Linked DNA regions of Homo sapiens: region 2 is linked to region 1. Evidence: chromatin contacts called from ENCODE Hi-C or POLR2A ChIA-PET data. All regions are on one chromosome and are shown on one strand. The core of a region is the stretch at or near the end of the contact, and the rest is flanking DNA. Distances in the headings are between cores, read along the strand shown.

Evidence for each region. A loop is a pair of places that touch in the nucleus more often than their neighbours do. ChIA-PET counts read pairs that join two places held with the same protein, here RNA polymerase II (POLR2A). Pooled maps may share reads with other maps.
Region 2: a map of endothelial cell of umbilical vein shows a loop between it and region 1 (5-fold over the local background). The contact joins two enhancer-like sites. A Hi-C loop is called at or near these places in 7 of 168 maps with a recorded cell type or tissue (chondrocyte, endothelial cell of hepatic sinusoid, endothelial cell of umbilical vein and 4 more) and 3 of 50 pooled maps. POLR2A ChIA-PET finds 5 or more read pairs at or near these places in 10 of 52 experiments (AG04449, AG04450, BJ and 7 more).

What each region holds. Positions count from the first base shown.
Region 1 is chr21:32,459,722-32,467,016 of GRCh38, reverse strand. All of the region lies in intron 3 of EVA1C (eva-1 homolog C), which reads right to left. Among named protein-coding and RNA genes, the nearest start is that of EVA1C, 51 kb to the right of the region's middle. RefSeq lists an enhancer at 2,332-3,531. Within about 2 kb of position 3,461, at least 11 of the 41 ENCODE cell types and tissues checked have a DNase peak (open chromatin) inside an H3K27ac peak, as active enhancers do; they include endothelial cell of umbilical vein, where a contact is called at or near this core.
Region 2 is chr21:32,520,776-32,528,070 of GRCh38, reverse strand. No RefSeq gene overlaps it. Among named protein-coding and RNA genes, the nearest start is that of TCP10L, 61 kb to the left of the region's middle. Within about 2 kb of position 3,475, at least 6 of the 41 ENCODE cell types and tissues checked have a DNase peak (open chromatin) inside an H3K27ac peak, as active enhancers do; they include endothelial cell of umbilical vein, where a contact is called at or near this core.

The DNA.
Region 1 (7,295 bases), core at 2,212-4,711:
TGAATGCACACCATGTCTGGCTTACATTTATTTGTTTAAAAGACAAGAAAGAGGCCGGGCACAGTGGCTCACACCCGTAATCCCAGCATTTTGGGTGGGAGGCTGAGACAGGAGGTTCGCTTGAGCCCAGAAGTTGGAGACCAGCCTGGGAAACATAGCAAGACCTCATCTCTAATTTAAAAAAAAAAAAAAGCAAGAAAGATGGTATGATACCAAATCAAATCATTTCCTTTCCTAGGAAAGGGGCAAAAACAAGGCACAGTGTCAGTTAAGAATCCCTCTTTAGAGAAGCATGAAAAGTCTGCCCCAAATCTGGTAAATCCAGGAACAACTGACTGTCAAGCTGATGGTGCATTCTAGGTTAGGATGTTTTGGACCAGGTAGTGCTTTGTTCCCAAAGAATTCAGGGAAAAGTTTGTTTGTTTGTTTAATCTGCTTATCATAGTAAAATCTTTCTTTGCAATGTCGTACAAAGTTGGCATTATGCGTGCACTGTTGAAGAAAACACAGTTTATTTTTTTTTTTAAAGAATGTACTCCAAAACCATTTAATTAGTAAAAATGTTTAATAATGATTTGAATTTTTTTTTTTTTTTTTTGAGACGGAATCTCGCTCTGTCGCCCAGGCTGGAGTGCAGTGGCACGATCTCTGCTCACTGCAAGCTCTGCCTCCCAGGTTCATGCCATTCTCTTGCCTCAGCCTCCCAAGTAGCTGGGACTACAGGCACCCGCCACCACATCCGGCTAATTTTTTGAATTTTTAGTAGAGATGGGTTTCACCGTGTTAGCCAGGATGGTCTTGATCTCCTGACCTCGTGATCCACCCGCTTCAGCCTCCCAAAGTGCTGGGATTACAGGCGTGAGCCAAAGCGCCCGGCCAATGATTTGATTTTTTAAAGCAGTAAGAGCTAACACTGCAGACACAAAAGACTGCGTAGGTATGATTCCACTTATATGAAGGATTCAGAGGAGGCAAACCTTTAGAGGCAGAATGTAGATGAGTGGGTGCCTGAGGCTGAAGGTGAGGTCACAGAGTGACAGAAATGGACACAAGGAAGACTTCTGAGATGGTGGGAATGTCCCATGCTGGACTGTGGTCACGGTTGCACTACTCAGTAAATTCACTGAAAATCATGGGATTGTACACTTGGAAAATGTGAATTTTATGCTATGTAAATGATATCTTAATAAAGATATCTTTAAATAATGGTAGCTAACACGGCTGGGTGTGGTGGCTCACACCTGTAATCCCAGCACTTTGAGAGGCCAAGGCGGGCGGATCACCTGAGGTCAGGAGTTTGAGACCAGCCTGGCCAACATGGTGAAACCTCATCTCTACTAAAACTACAAAAATTAGCCAGGCGTGGTGTTGGGTGCCTGTAATCCCAGCTACTATATTTTGCTCAGCAAAATATAAAGGGGACCACGGTCATTTATTTGCATATGTGGTTCTTATCCTTGCCAACATTTTGTAAAGAAAATTCTTTTAAAAATGCTAGCTCTACCCTATCACCACTGTTCTGGAGTTTTCTACTTTGAAATGGCAACCACATAGCGGACAGGTGCATTTTTCAGCCAAACAAGCATTGGCGTTAACTGCAAACAAGAGTTAAATGGCAAGAACTGCTTGGGCTGTCATGGGCTGGCCTGGGGTGGGTGGGAAGACTGTCCAGAGAGAACCTCTTCCACCCCAGCCTCTCACTCCTCTCACGTGCTCATGTTCTTCCACTTTTCTTTCCTGGATTGGAAGTGCAGGCTGATTCCAGGTCCCAAACACACCTCAAGCCAGAGTTTTCCAAATTGTGATTTGAGGTTCATTCATGAGTCTTGAAATCATTAGTGAGTTGTAACCAGCAATTTTTGAAAATAAAGCATAGAGTAGTTTAGAAAACAACAAAGGGCATCACATGAAGAAAGTATAAACACTGTTTTGTAATTTAAACATTTCTTTTTCAGTTGTGTGTATATGAGTATGTGTTCCACTGGGCCAAAAAGTGAAAATCTTTTCCTACCATGGGCTGCAATCACAATTTGAAAACGCCCACCTTAATCCCTGCAGAAAGGCATGAGCTGTACACATTAGGGCCATGGCACCTGGCTGGATCTTCTTATCCTGGTGTCAGTGATGCTAAGCTCCAAACTTAAAAAATGAAAGACAATAATTTCCAAATATAAATGTCACCTTTTTGTTTTTTGAGACGGGGTCTCACTCTGTCACCCAGACTGGAGTGCGGGGGGTGCAATCTTGGCTCACTGCAACCTCCACCTCCCAGGCTCAAGCGATTCTCCTGCCTCAGCCTCCTGAGGAGCTGGGATTACAGGCATGCGCCACCATGCCTGGCTAATTTTTGTATTTTTAGTAGAGACAGGGTTTCACCATATTGACTAGGCTGGTCTTCAACTCCTGACCTCAAGTGATGCACCCACCTAGACCTCCCAAATTGCTGGGATTACAGGCGTGAGTCACCATGCCTGGCCTAAACGCCATCTTTCTGTACCTTGTAAATTTCCATGACTTTGTACCAAAAGCAGAGAAACAACAGTGAGACAAAATTTTGGACCACAAGAAGGAAAACTACAGAATCTCAAGAGGACCACCAGCTCTGCTGCTGGCAAACTTTGTTGCTATCCTTTCATCCATGAGGACGGGAACATTCAAGATGAATGAAAGGCTGGGAGCAGAAGCCAGCCTACAGATGCTCACAAAATCCCTATCCTGCCCTGGTAGTTTAACACGCAGGAAGAACCTCCACGAGGAAGAAAAATGAAAATGGTGACTAAGCAAATGTCTCGAAGGCCCTTTACCCACTCACTGGAATCTTAATTCAACAGCTTAAACTTAGAGCCAAGGCAAGTTTTGTTTTCTTTCTCTAGATAAAAGACTGCTAAGTCTGACCCGAACGTCAGAAGGTTCGATTCTTTTTGGTGAGTCATATCCGCACTGGCATTTATATGCAGTTTATGAGTAGATGCTAAATCCCACCAACAACAAAATTTTGCCTGACTTCAAAGGCCCAGAGTGAACGATGGCCTTTGATGCAGAAAAGAGGGCTTGGATAGAAACACCAAAAGAGCCAAAGTCCCCTTCCAACCATAAGAACTCAGAAAAATGTTAAGAATGCCTTCCCATGGCAGAGCTGGCACAGAAAGAGGATGGGAGAAGGCAGGACAAAAACAAGCTTTATCTCCACAAATTGGAAACTTTTTAAATGGAAGTCTTTTTTTTTTCTTTTTTTATAAATCAAAATATTTAAAAGTTACAAGAGGTTTTTTTTTTGTTTTGTTTTGTTTAAGGCATGTCATGAAACGCATTTATTAGCCACATCTCTTTGATTTATTAAAGCCCATTCATTAAAGGTAGCCTTGATGCCAACAAAACCCTCCCACAGTAACGCAACACCCACATGCAAGGCCTCCAGCGATTTCGTCCCCAGATTATGGGCAAACCATCTCCTGGAACGGAGGGGCCTGTGCGTGTCACATTACATCCTGGGGGTGACTGTTGTGTTATGTTGAGTCACTTGGTTCCTTGGGAATGTGCGAATTCACTGCCACATAAGAGTGACATTTCTGGATTATAAAAAATTAGGAAACTACTAACATCATTGCTACTTTTCTTAGAAGACTAGAATTTGTTTTAGAGCTGGGTTAGAGTTCTCAATTGGTCTCAGATTAGAGAAGGTGTGGGCAGCCTTCCAGAAGTGGGTTGCCAACTCTCCTGGGAGTTTAGATGGGGAGGATGGCAGGGGCCTGGGAAGGTAGAACCACGACTCTGCTTAAATGACAAGAGCAATGAAATCCCCGCCTCCTCATTTTATTAGGTTGGTGCAAAAGTAACTGTGATTTTTGCCATTAAAAGCAATGGGCAAAAACCGCGATTATTTTTGCACCAACCTACAAATGAGAGGGTTATGTGGGTCATTCTGCTTCTTTTCGATACAACAGTCACAAAAGCACATCACTGCCGAGACCAGCTCGGTCGGGGAGACCCTAAACCAGTGGCGCTAGAAGAATTAAAGACACACACACAGAAATATAGAGGTGTGGAGTGGGAAATCAGGGGTCTCACAGCCTCCAGAGCTGAGAGCCTCGAACAGAGATTTACCCACATAAATCATCACAGCAAGCCAGTGATAAGCATTGTTTCTATAGATTATAGATTAACTAAAACTATTCCTTATGGGAAATAAAGGGATGGGCCGAAGCAGAGGGATGGGCTCTGGCTAGTTACCTGCAGCAGGAGCACATCCTTAAGGCACAGATCACTCATGCTACTGTTTGTGGTTTAAGAACTCCTTTAAGTGGTTTTCCACTCTGGGTGGGCCAGGTGTTCCTTGCCCTCATTCCAGTAAACCCACAACCTTCCAGCATGGGCATCATGGCCATCACGAACATGTCACAGTGTGGCAGAGATTTTCTTTATGGCCAGTTTTGGGGCCAGTTTATGGCCAGATTTTGGGGTGCCTGTTCCCAACACATCACTAGCCACCTTTCAAAGGTGGGCAGAGGAAGGATCTGCCGCGATGGGAGTATTTTATTACTGACATTGCATACAATTGCCAGTGCATAGTGATGCTGAAATGTAGATAGTCACTTTTATTTATTTTTATTATTTCTTTATTTAGTAAATAAATCTCACCCTGTCATATAGGTTGGAGTGCAGTGGTGAGCTCATAGCTCACTGTAACCTCAAACTCCTGGGCTCAAGCAATCCTCCCACTTCAGCCTCCCAAGTGGCTAGGACTGCAGGTGCCTGCCATGATGCCCTGCTAATTGTTTTTTTTTTTTTTTTTTTTAGAGATAGGGGTCTCCCTATGTTACCCAGGCTAGTCTCTAATGACTGGCCTCAAATGATTCTCCTGCCTTGGCCTCCCAAAATGCTGAAATGACAGGCATGACTATATCCTTTAGTCATTCATATCTTTAGCAGAGTGATTTGAATCAGCTTATTGAAATAATAGCTACCAACTGCTGAGCTCAACTCCATGGTCCTGTGCTAGCGTGTTACATACAACACTGTGTTTTCACAGTCTTAAAACAGCCCTATGCAGAAGAGACATAATCCCATGTTACAACTGAGTCCTAGAAAGTGTCCCTACACTGCCCAACACACAGCAGATACGATATGCAGCAGAAAGGAATATGAACCCAGAACTGCCTAAATCCAAGCCTCGCTGAAACCTACATTTCCTGAAGGGATGCAATTTGGGAGGTGAGATTTTGAGGAAGGAAGCATAGTGCACATTAGGGAAAAGAAGGTTCCGGTGAGCCTTGCTGGTAAAATAGCTTTCCGTAAAGACAAACAAATAAACCCGATCAGTGGCATTTGCCCATTTCCCTGGTGTAAATACTCCCACCGTGGCAGATGCCACAGAACACAGGCAGAGCTGGTAAGACATGTGCATAACTGGCTCTCATCATAAGAACTGGCTCTGCACACCACAGGGTGCAGCAGTGCAGCCTTTGGACAATCACAGTGTCCTGCTCAGACTGGAACTGGGAATTGAGAAGAAGAGCCTCAGGAGGTGTGAGAGATGCAGAAAAAGAGGCAGGAAGGTGTGGAGACAATCTCACTTCCACCTCCTAAATGGCAGTGCTCAGGTTTCTGGTGTTCAGGTTACACAGGGGCTCTGTCTCTCATCTGCTCTCTATGGGGCAGCCAGAGGGGCTTTATGACTTCATCACAGCACCCTCCCTGCTTAAATGCTGCCCTATAGATAGAGCCCCAACTCCTTCCTTGGCTCTGAGGACTCAGGATCCCTACTCCGGCTCCCCAGCTGGTGCTCTCTCCTGTCTTGGTGCTGTGCTCCTACCCTGTGGCTGGCTGCGCCAATGCACCTGCAACCCGCAGCCACAGGCTTCCGTATGGAGCACTCTTTCTGTGCCCTCCATCCCTGCAGTTCTCAGCTCCATCATCACTTGCTCCAAAAAGACTCCACTGAACCCCTAGTCAAGGTCAATTCCTCCTATGAGGCTGGGCACTGTGGTTCACGCCTGTGATCCTAGCACTTTGGGAGGCCAATGCGGGCAGATCACTTGAGGTCAGGAGTTCAAGACCAGCCTGGCCAACATGGTGAAACCCTGTCTCTACTAAAAATACAAAAATTAGCCAGGTGTGGTGGTGTATGCCTATAATCCCAGTTACTCAGGAGGCTGAGGCAGGAGAATCGCTTGAAACCGGGAGGCAGAGGTTGCAGTGAGCCAAGATTGAGCCACTACACTCCAGCCTGGGCAATGGAGTGAGACCCTATCCAAAAAAAAGATTCTTCTGTGAGCTGCTTGCGTAGTACCAAGTGCCTCTCCATGAAGCCCTGACCCTACCTGGAATCTTGCACATATTTGTGTGAAACTCACAGTGAATATCAGGCCCCACGGGACTGGATGATCTGGTTACCGAGGACGTGCTCACCTGTGTCTCCCCAATGCTGAGCACAGGACCTGGCCCCTGCTGGGTGAACATTTGCTCTGTGAATACATATTAAGCACCTGTTCCTCTGGGGTAACAATGCTGAACCACACAGAGTTCCTGCTCTCATCATGCTCACAGTCTGATGCAGTGTGTGTGCAAATCATACACAAGCCACAAATAAGGTAAATCTAAACGATGATGCTGCTATGAAGAAAAAATAGGATGCTGTGATAGAGAGGGGTGGCAGGATGAGAGGAAGATGTTTTTTGTTGTTGTTTTTTGGACAGAGAAAGCCTCTCTTGAAAGGTGCTGTTTGGGGTGGAAATTACACAAGGAGAAGGAACCAGCTGTGTGAAGATCTCAGGAATGCTTGCTGGGTGAAGGAAGGTTGAGAAATACCCTGGAGGGGGTGTGGACACCACCCACGATAGAACCGCCACTCAGGGAATCTCTGTGGGATGTGAGTTCTCTTCATATTCCACTCCTGTGCAAAGTAGGGGCTTTGCTGAAATGATATGAATAAACCAGATGAAACCTCACACGATAGTCATGGGGCTGTGGCTCTGCACTGACTTATCCGAGGTTCGGTCAATTTTACAAAGGTCATTTGACTTCTCTTAGAGGCTGGTTTTTCTCAACTTATTATGAAACATTTCAAACATATAGAAAATGTGAAAGAATATCACAACCAACAGTCATATTCCCACCACCTCAGGTCTCCAATTGTTAATATCTTGAACAAGGGCCGCTTTTTTTTTTTTTTTTTTTTTGAGACAGTCTCGCTCTGTCACCCAGGCTGGAGTGCAATGGCGCGATCTCGGCTCACCGCAACCTCTGCCTCCTGGGTTCAAACGATTCTCCTGCCTCAGCCTCCCTACTAGCTGGGA
Region 2 (7,295 bases), core at 2,226-4,725, 61 kb before region 1:
CATGAATTCACTTGTTATGATTTTTAGATCCCACAAATAAATGAGAGTATGCTCTGTTTGTCTTTCTGTGCCTGGCTTATTTCATGGAACATAATGATCTCCAGTTCCATCCATGTTGTTGCAAATGACTGGATCTCATTCTTTTTTTTACGGCTGAATAGTACTCCATTGTGTGTATGTATCACGTTTTCTTTATCCATTCAACTGTTGATGGACACTTAGGTTGCTTCCAAATCTTAGCTATTGTGAACAGTGCTGCAACAAACAGAGGAGTACACCTATCTCTTTGATTTACTGATTTCCTTTCTTTTGGGTATATACCCAGCAATGAGATAACTGGATCATATGGTAGCTTAACTTTTAGTTTTTTGAGGAACTTCCAAACTGTTCTCCACAGCAGTTGTACTAATTTACATTCCTGCCAACAGAGTACAAGGGTTCCCTTTTCTCCATATCCTCTCCAGCATTTGTTATTGCCTGTCTTTTGAATAAAAGCCATTTTAACTGAGGTGAGATTCTATCTTACTGTGGTTTTGATTTGCATTACTCTGATGATCACAGATGTTGAGCACCTTTTCATAGGCCTGTTTGCTCTTTGTGTGTCTTCTTTTGAGAAATGCCTATTCAAATCTTTTGCCCATTTTTTGATTGGACTATTAGATTTTTTTCCTATAGAGTTGTTTGATCGCCTTATATATTCTGGTTATTAATCCTGCCTGCATCATTTTCTTTCTTTTCTTTTCTTTTTTTTTTTTACTTTGAGATGGAGTCTCCCTCTGTCACCCAGGCTGGAGTGTAGTAGCTCCATCTTGGCTCACTGCAGCCTCCACCTTCTGGGCTCAAGCAATTCTCCTGCCTCAGTTGCCTGAGTAGCTGGGATTACAGGCCTGCACCACCATGCCCAGCTAATTTTTGTATTTTTAGTAGAGATGGGGTTTCACCAGCTGGCCAGGCAGGTCTTGAACTCCTGACCTCAAGTGATCTGCCCGCCTCCGCCTCCCAAAATGCTGGGATTACAGGCGCGAGGCACTACACCCGGACCTGCCTGCATCATTTTCTAGGAAGACCCACACTTCTGTGGATGGCCTCTGCGGTGTCACCTTCCAGAGGCTAGGGTTCAGCCTCTCATTCTAACAACCTGTAAAGCTGTTGTCTGCTGCCCATGTGCATGCTGGCCCAATCTGGTGGCCAACTTCAACAGAAGTTTCATGAACACTTGACACAGAGAGACGCGCATTAACCTCTTTTGATCTTGCTGTGATTATGATAATACCTTATATTTTTGGGCAGTTAGTGGTTGTCAAAGCTGACATCATTTGTATTATCTCTTTGGATCCTCGTTGCAATCCCATGAAAAAGCCAGAAAGATTCACATTCTCAAATATACAAACTTTTGCTTAAAACTTCAGAGGGCTCATGGAGCTCTAGAAAAGATCAGTGGTCCCCTTAAGAGTTCAGGAACCTCGGCCAGGCATGGTGGCTCGCGCCTATGATCCCAACACTTTGGGAGGCCGAGGCAGGTGGATCACGAGGTCAAGAGATGGAGATCTTCCTGGCCAACATGGTGAAACCCCGTCTCTACTAAAAATACAAAACATAGCTGGGCGTGGTGGTGCATGCCTGTAGTCCCAGCTACTCGGGAGGCTGAGGCAGGAGAACCGCTTGAATCCGGGAGGCGAAGGTTGCAGTGAGCCGAGATTGTGCCACGGCACTCCAGCCTGGCGACAGAGTGAGACTCCATCTAAAACAAAACAAAAAACAGAGTTCAGGAACCCCAGGATAAGAAGTCAGGAAAGGAAAGTATCTTCAAAGCTGATGGCATGACTTTCTCCTGCCAGGCTCCCCATTGGCTGAACCCAGCAGACAGGCGGGGAGATGCTGATGGGGGTCTGGAGGTACAGGACAGTGGAGCAGGCTGGGGGCCATGGAGAGCAGGTCTGCAGGAGCAAACAGAGGGTTTCTGTACAGGATGAGCAGAAGGCCCAGCTGCAGGAGTTGGGCTGCAAGAGACAAGCAACAGGGCGGGGTGCTGGGTTTCAGGGACCCAGGTGGAGGCAAGCCCAGCTCTCAGCTGTCTGCCTATCAGGACCCCTGGGGGGAGTTTGGGGGGCGGAGAATGCAGATTCCTGGGCCTGGAGCCCCAAGGTCTGCCCTCAGGGACTCTTGGGTGGGGTTTGGGAATCTCTCGTTGTAGATATATTAAACCAGTGTTAGCGAGACCAGGGCAGGGGCTGCAGACGGTCTCTGCTGAGGACCAGGGCTTGGTCCCTGGGTGCTGGACGCCTTGGCCTGGGAAAGTCAGAGGGGAGGAATTCAAGCTCAACTTCAAGTCTCCAGAAATCCCAAACCCTCCCTTCATCAGCCAGTCCTGGAAACCTATGCTTTCTTCTCTTTTTGAGGGCAAGCTGACCCTAAGAGGCGGGCCTTAGGTGTCTGTGCACAGGGCCGGCAAGAAGCTGGGGTGGGGGTGGATGGAGAATGCAGAGACAAGAGCTCAGAGGGCAGCAAGGGCCAACCCGAGGAGCCACTTCTGAGCAGCTGTGAGCAGACATGTCCAGGGCCTGCCAGGCCCCCGACCTGAGCTGGGCTCACCTGGCCCCATCCCAGCCTCTTTTCTACTGCCCACGGCTGGCCAGGCAGGTGCACGACAGCCTTCCTCAGCCCTCCCTCCTGGCTCTGCTTCAGCCAGCCCTGCCCACAGGGCCAGAGGCCCACTGCTTTTGCTTCTGGGGGACTCTGAACAGCCAGCTCCCGGCCCTCTTTCAGCCCACCTCAGGGACCCTGGTACACAACAGGAAGTCATGGAGGGGACATGCAGGTGGGGTGCAGGGGCAGGATTTGTCCAAACCACCAACATTTTAGTTTCTTTTTTTTCTTTTAAGACAGAGTGTCACTCTGTTGCCTAGGCTGGGGTACAGTGGCACGATCTTGTCTCACTGAAACCTCTGCCTCCTGGGTTCAAGCAATTCTCCTGCCTCAGCCTCCTGAGTAGCTGGGACCACAGGCGTGTGCCACCATGCCCAGCTAATTTTTGCATTTTTAGTAGAGATGGGGTTTCACTATATTGGCCAGGCTGGTCTTGAACTCCTGACCTTGTGATCCATCCACCTCGGCCTCCCAAAGTGTTGGGATTACAGGCATGAGCCACGGCACCCGGCCCAGTTTTGAGTCTTTTTAAAAACACGTTATCATAATCTATGTATTATTTAATAATGACTTTAAGGATTTTCCATGTCGGTACATAGAGATCTAGCTCTTTTAAAAACATGATACAGTGCATTTTTATTATTTTTTCAGAGCAGCTTGACTTTTTCCCAAGACATCTTCAATAAGAAGTATCCATGTGTACGAACTGAGTGACAGAGGCTCATTTACCAGAAACCCCGGGCGGAGCAGAGCTGGGCTTGGCTGGTCCATGTGATTCCCCCTTGCTGACCAGCACAGGCCCCTCTCTCCCAGGGCCCAGGGTTTTACAATCAGAGGTCAAGTTCTAAGGAAGGAAGTTTGGGAGCTCAGAGCTGGGTGGCAACTCACTGGGTTTGCAAATTCTTCACAGATTAGCAACACATTTTCTTGCTAGTTCATTGTTAGTGAGTTGGGAATGTTTTCCTTTTTCTCTTTTAGTGAGGTAATGTCATTATTTTACACATGCCTCTAATTGGAGCACCCTCCCTTCCTCAAAAACTAATCGAGCCTTTTCCAGGTCAGGTTGGTGCTTAGTCATCTGAACACGAGTCCCGTCCTCTTCCCTTAATCTTTCCCAGGCTGGATTTTGTCTTTGAAACAATAGGAAATGACAGGCTCTATTTTCTTTTCTTAAAAGGACTCAATCCATGGAGTCATGAGTTTGGAACAGGGAAAGTGTGGGGAATTAATACGTCCTCCCAATCAGAAGTAACCAGCTTTCCTCTCTTTGTTTGGCTGAGCCTCTGCAGCCTGAGCTCATGATATCACAGGCAGTTCGCTTAAAAGCAGGAAGGCGGCATTTTCACCTGAAGATAAATTTCCAATGGGATTTTCTGTTAGACCCATTGGAAAGAAATGCAATTAGGCAGTGAGCAGTCTTGGGGCAAAGACTAGAAACATTTCAAAAAAGGGCTCTGCCAGAAATAATTTGTTAGACCCTTGAGGTCTATTTGCATTGATGATATTAACTGCATCTTAAAGTGTCCCAGGTGAGTCAGTCACCGGAATACTTAGGATAATCACTCTTAGGATAAGAGTGATGATTTTAATTTCTTCAACGAAATTCAGCTGTAATTTGGTCACTTCCAAGATATCGAGATTAACTGGATGGTGTTCAGTGACCTTAAAATCCGGAGCAATTACTATTCCAAGAGTCAGAAGGTCAAGGTTGGAGGCCAGGCCCAGCCTGCTCCTGGCTGTGGGTTCCTTATCTGTTCACAATCCCGAGACGAAAGACAATATTAGGAGCAGATAATGGACCCACAACCAGGAGCAGGCTGAGTGATGCCGCCCAAAGTGCGTAATGTTCTTACAGCCAGGACACAGGCACGCGCCAAAGCCCAAAATATCAACATTCTCCAGGTGCCCTTCACCCTTTTAGCCTTATTTTCCCTCACTCTGGCTGTTCCCTGTACTTAAACGTGCTGTTCCTGTTCCCACCTCCTGGCTGCTCCCTTCCCTACCTTCCTTCACCTTTGGAAATTCTGCCTATTCTTAGAGGACCATGTTGAGCGTGATCTCTGATAAGCTTCCCCTAGTCCATTTGGTGGAATCATTTTCTCTGAGCTCCCAGGGCCACTTGGTTTGGCCATTTACTGTCATTCTTCGATGTCAATTGTATTTAATTAATTAATTTATTTTTTACTTTTTTGAGACAGAGTTTTGCTCTTGTCGTCCAGGCTGGAGAGCAATGGCGCAATCTCGACTCACTGCAACCTCTGCCTCCCGGGTTCAAGCAATTCTCCTGCCTCAGCCTCCTGAGTAGCTGGGATTACAGGCATATGCCACCATGCTCGGCTAATTGTTTTTTTTATTTTTAGTAGAGACAGGGTTTCACCCTGTTGGCCAGGCTAGTCTTGAACTCCTGACCTCAGGTGATCCACCTGTCTTGGCCTCCCAAAGTGCTGGGATTACAGGCGTGAGCCACCGCACCCAACCCTTGATGTCGATTGTTTTTTTAGAGTCAGAGTCTCACTCTGTGGCCCAGGCTGGAGTACAGTGGCACAATCTCTGCTTACTGAAACCTCAGCCTCCCGGGTTCAACAGACTCTCAAGCCTCAGCCTCCCGAGTAGCTGGGATTACAGGCACCTGGCACCATGCCAGGCTTTTATATTTTTAGTAGAGACAGGGTTTCACCATGTTGGCCAGGCTAGTCTCGAACTCCTGACCTCAAGTGATCCACCTGCTTCGGCCTCCCAAAGTGCTGGGATTACAGGTGTGAGCTACGGTGGCTGGCCTACCGTCATTCTTACACTTTGTCTAATGTAGCTAAGCCCCTGAAGGATAAAGAAAGGGCCCCTGCTGAATCTGCTCATGGGCTCAGCAAAGAGAAGAAGGGATCAAAGGGAGAGAGAAAGAGGAGGGCAGGAGGTGCAGTTCCTTCCTGGGTGGACCCAGGGGCTCCTCCTGGAGCGGGGGGCAGGCAGGGCCCAGGTGAGAGGAAAAGATCTGGCCTGAGGTTTCTCTCGAATGTTCCTGGGGTGCAGATGGCTGCAGGGTCAGGAAAAAGGAGCCCTTTAGGCTCTCCAAGGTGGTCACACCCTTTTCAGGGCACAAAGGAAGGGGAGTTAACAGCAGCAGCAGTGCCCAGAGAGGTGACAGTCACAGCAGCTGCCACAGGACCATGGCCGGGTTGTGTGTTAGGAACAAAAAGGAGCAGCAGGCTGAGTGTGGCCAGGGGACGGAAGGGGCACAACTCCTGCGGTCGTGGCTCTTTGGGGCTCAGAGCCCATGAAGGTGAGGCTGCAGCCCCAGGGGGACAGGAGCCTGTGCACTGAGCCTTCGGGGTTTGGAGACAAGAGACATGCAGGGGTATCCCCAGGAAGGTGGGCAGAGGTCGGGTAAGGTGGAGCTGGGTTCCCACATTTCTGTGCCTGGGATTTTGATATCTGATTATGTTCTCAGTTGGTGAGGGCAGGGAAATATCTGTCCCATTTTATCAATGAATTGAGCAGGCGTCTCCATGCCTGACTTCATACACTAGCTCAGCACTGTCCAACAGAACTGTCTGCACTGTCCAAGACAGTAGCCACTGGCCATGTGGCTATTGAGCGCTTGAAATGTGACTAGTGCAACTGAGCAGGTGACTTTTACATTTTATTAATTGATTTAAATTTAAATTTAAATAACAGCATGTGGCTAGTGGCTCAGTCCCGGACAGCACAGCCCAGAACTGACAGCAACTGCAATTAGCTACTCTCATTCATTCTCCAGGGAGCCTGGCGCTGTGCCACACCCAGAGGAGGCGACTGTTGATTTGAAATTCCTAAAAATGACGTAGTAGTCCCGGATCCTTAGTTGGCTTCCTGAATCCTCCCTCATGGGCTGATGGTTATCGTGGCTCTTTCCTGCCTTCTCTTTAGCTATGGACCAGTGAGGCTTCCAGTTCACAGAGCATTTGTTGGAGTATTTAGGATTTAATCTCCAAGGCTACCATCCAGTCTTGGAGTGGGGTTCAGCCAACTCCACACTGGTGCTCAGGCTTACAACAGGTTTTTAAAACCAAATGACCATAGTTCCGGGTTACAACTACCCTGCCAAAACTGAGCACAGCTTAAGTCCATGTGCCAGAGACTTGACAATGAACTTGGCTGCAGAATCCAAGGAAGTTCAGGCCTTGACACTTTTCCTCTGAGCTCTGCAGATGCAATTATTTCTCCTCCACAAACTCGTCTCTATAGCAGGGCTGAAGGAGGCTGGCTTGTTATCTCCCTCAATGACTCATTCTTATAATGCTTTTGAGTTTTGCGAAATGCCCTTAGTGTGGTCTAAATGGTGCAACCTCGGCCACACGGGATGCTGGATGCTGCCTCTCACGGGAAAGAAATCATCGATGATCAAAGCTGAAATGTATTGTTGTCACTATGTGTAAAGCACCGTGACTCTCAACACCACTAGGAAGTAGATTTCATTATTATGCCCATTTTACAGATGAGGAAACTGAGGCACAGATAAGTCACCCCAAGACTGAGCTAGGACCAAGTCAGAGCAGAAGCTGGGAGACAAGAGTGACACAGTGAACGAGGAAACCCCGAGTCCAGGGCTGAAGCAGAGTCGTGTCTAGTCTGGTTGACGTCAGTGGTCCAGGGGTCCAGGGTGGCAGGCAGGA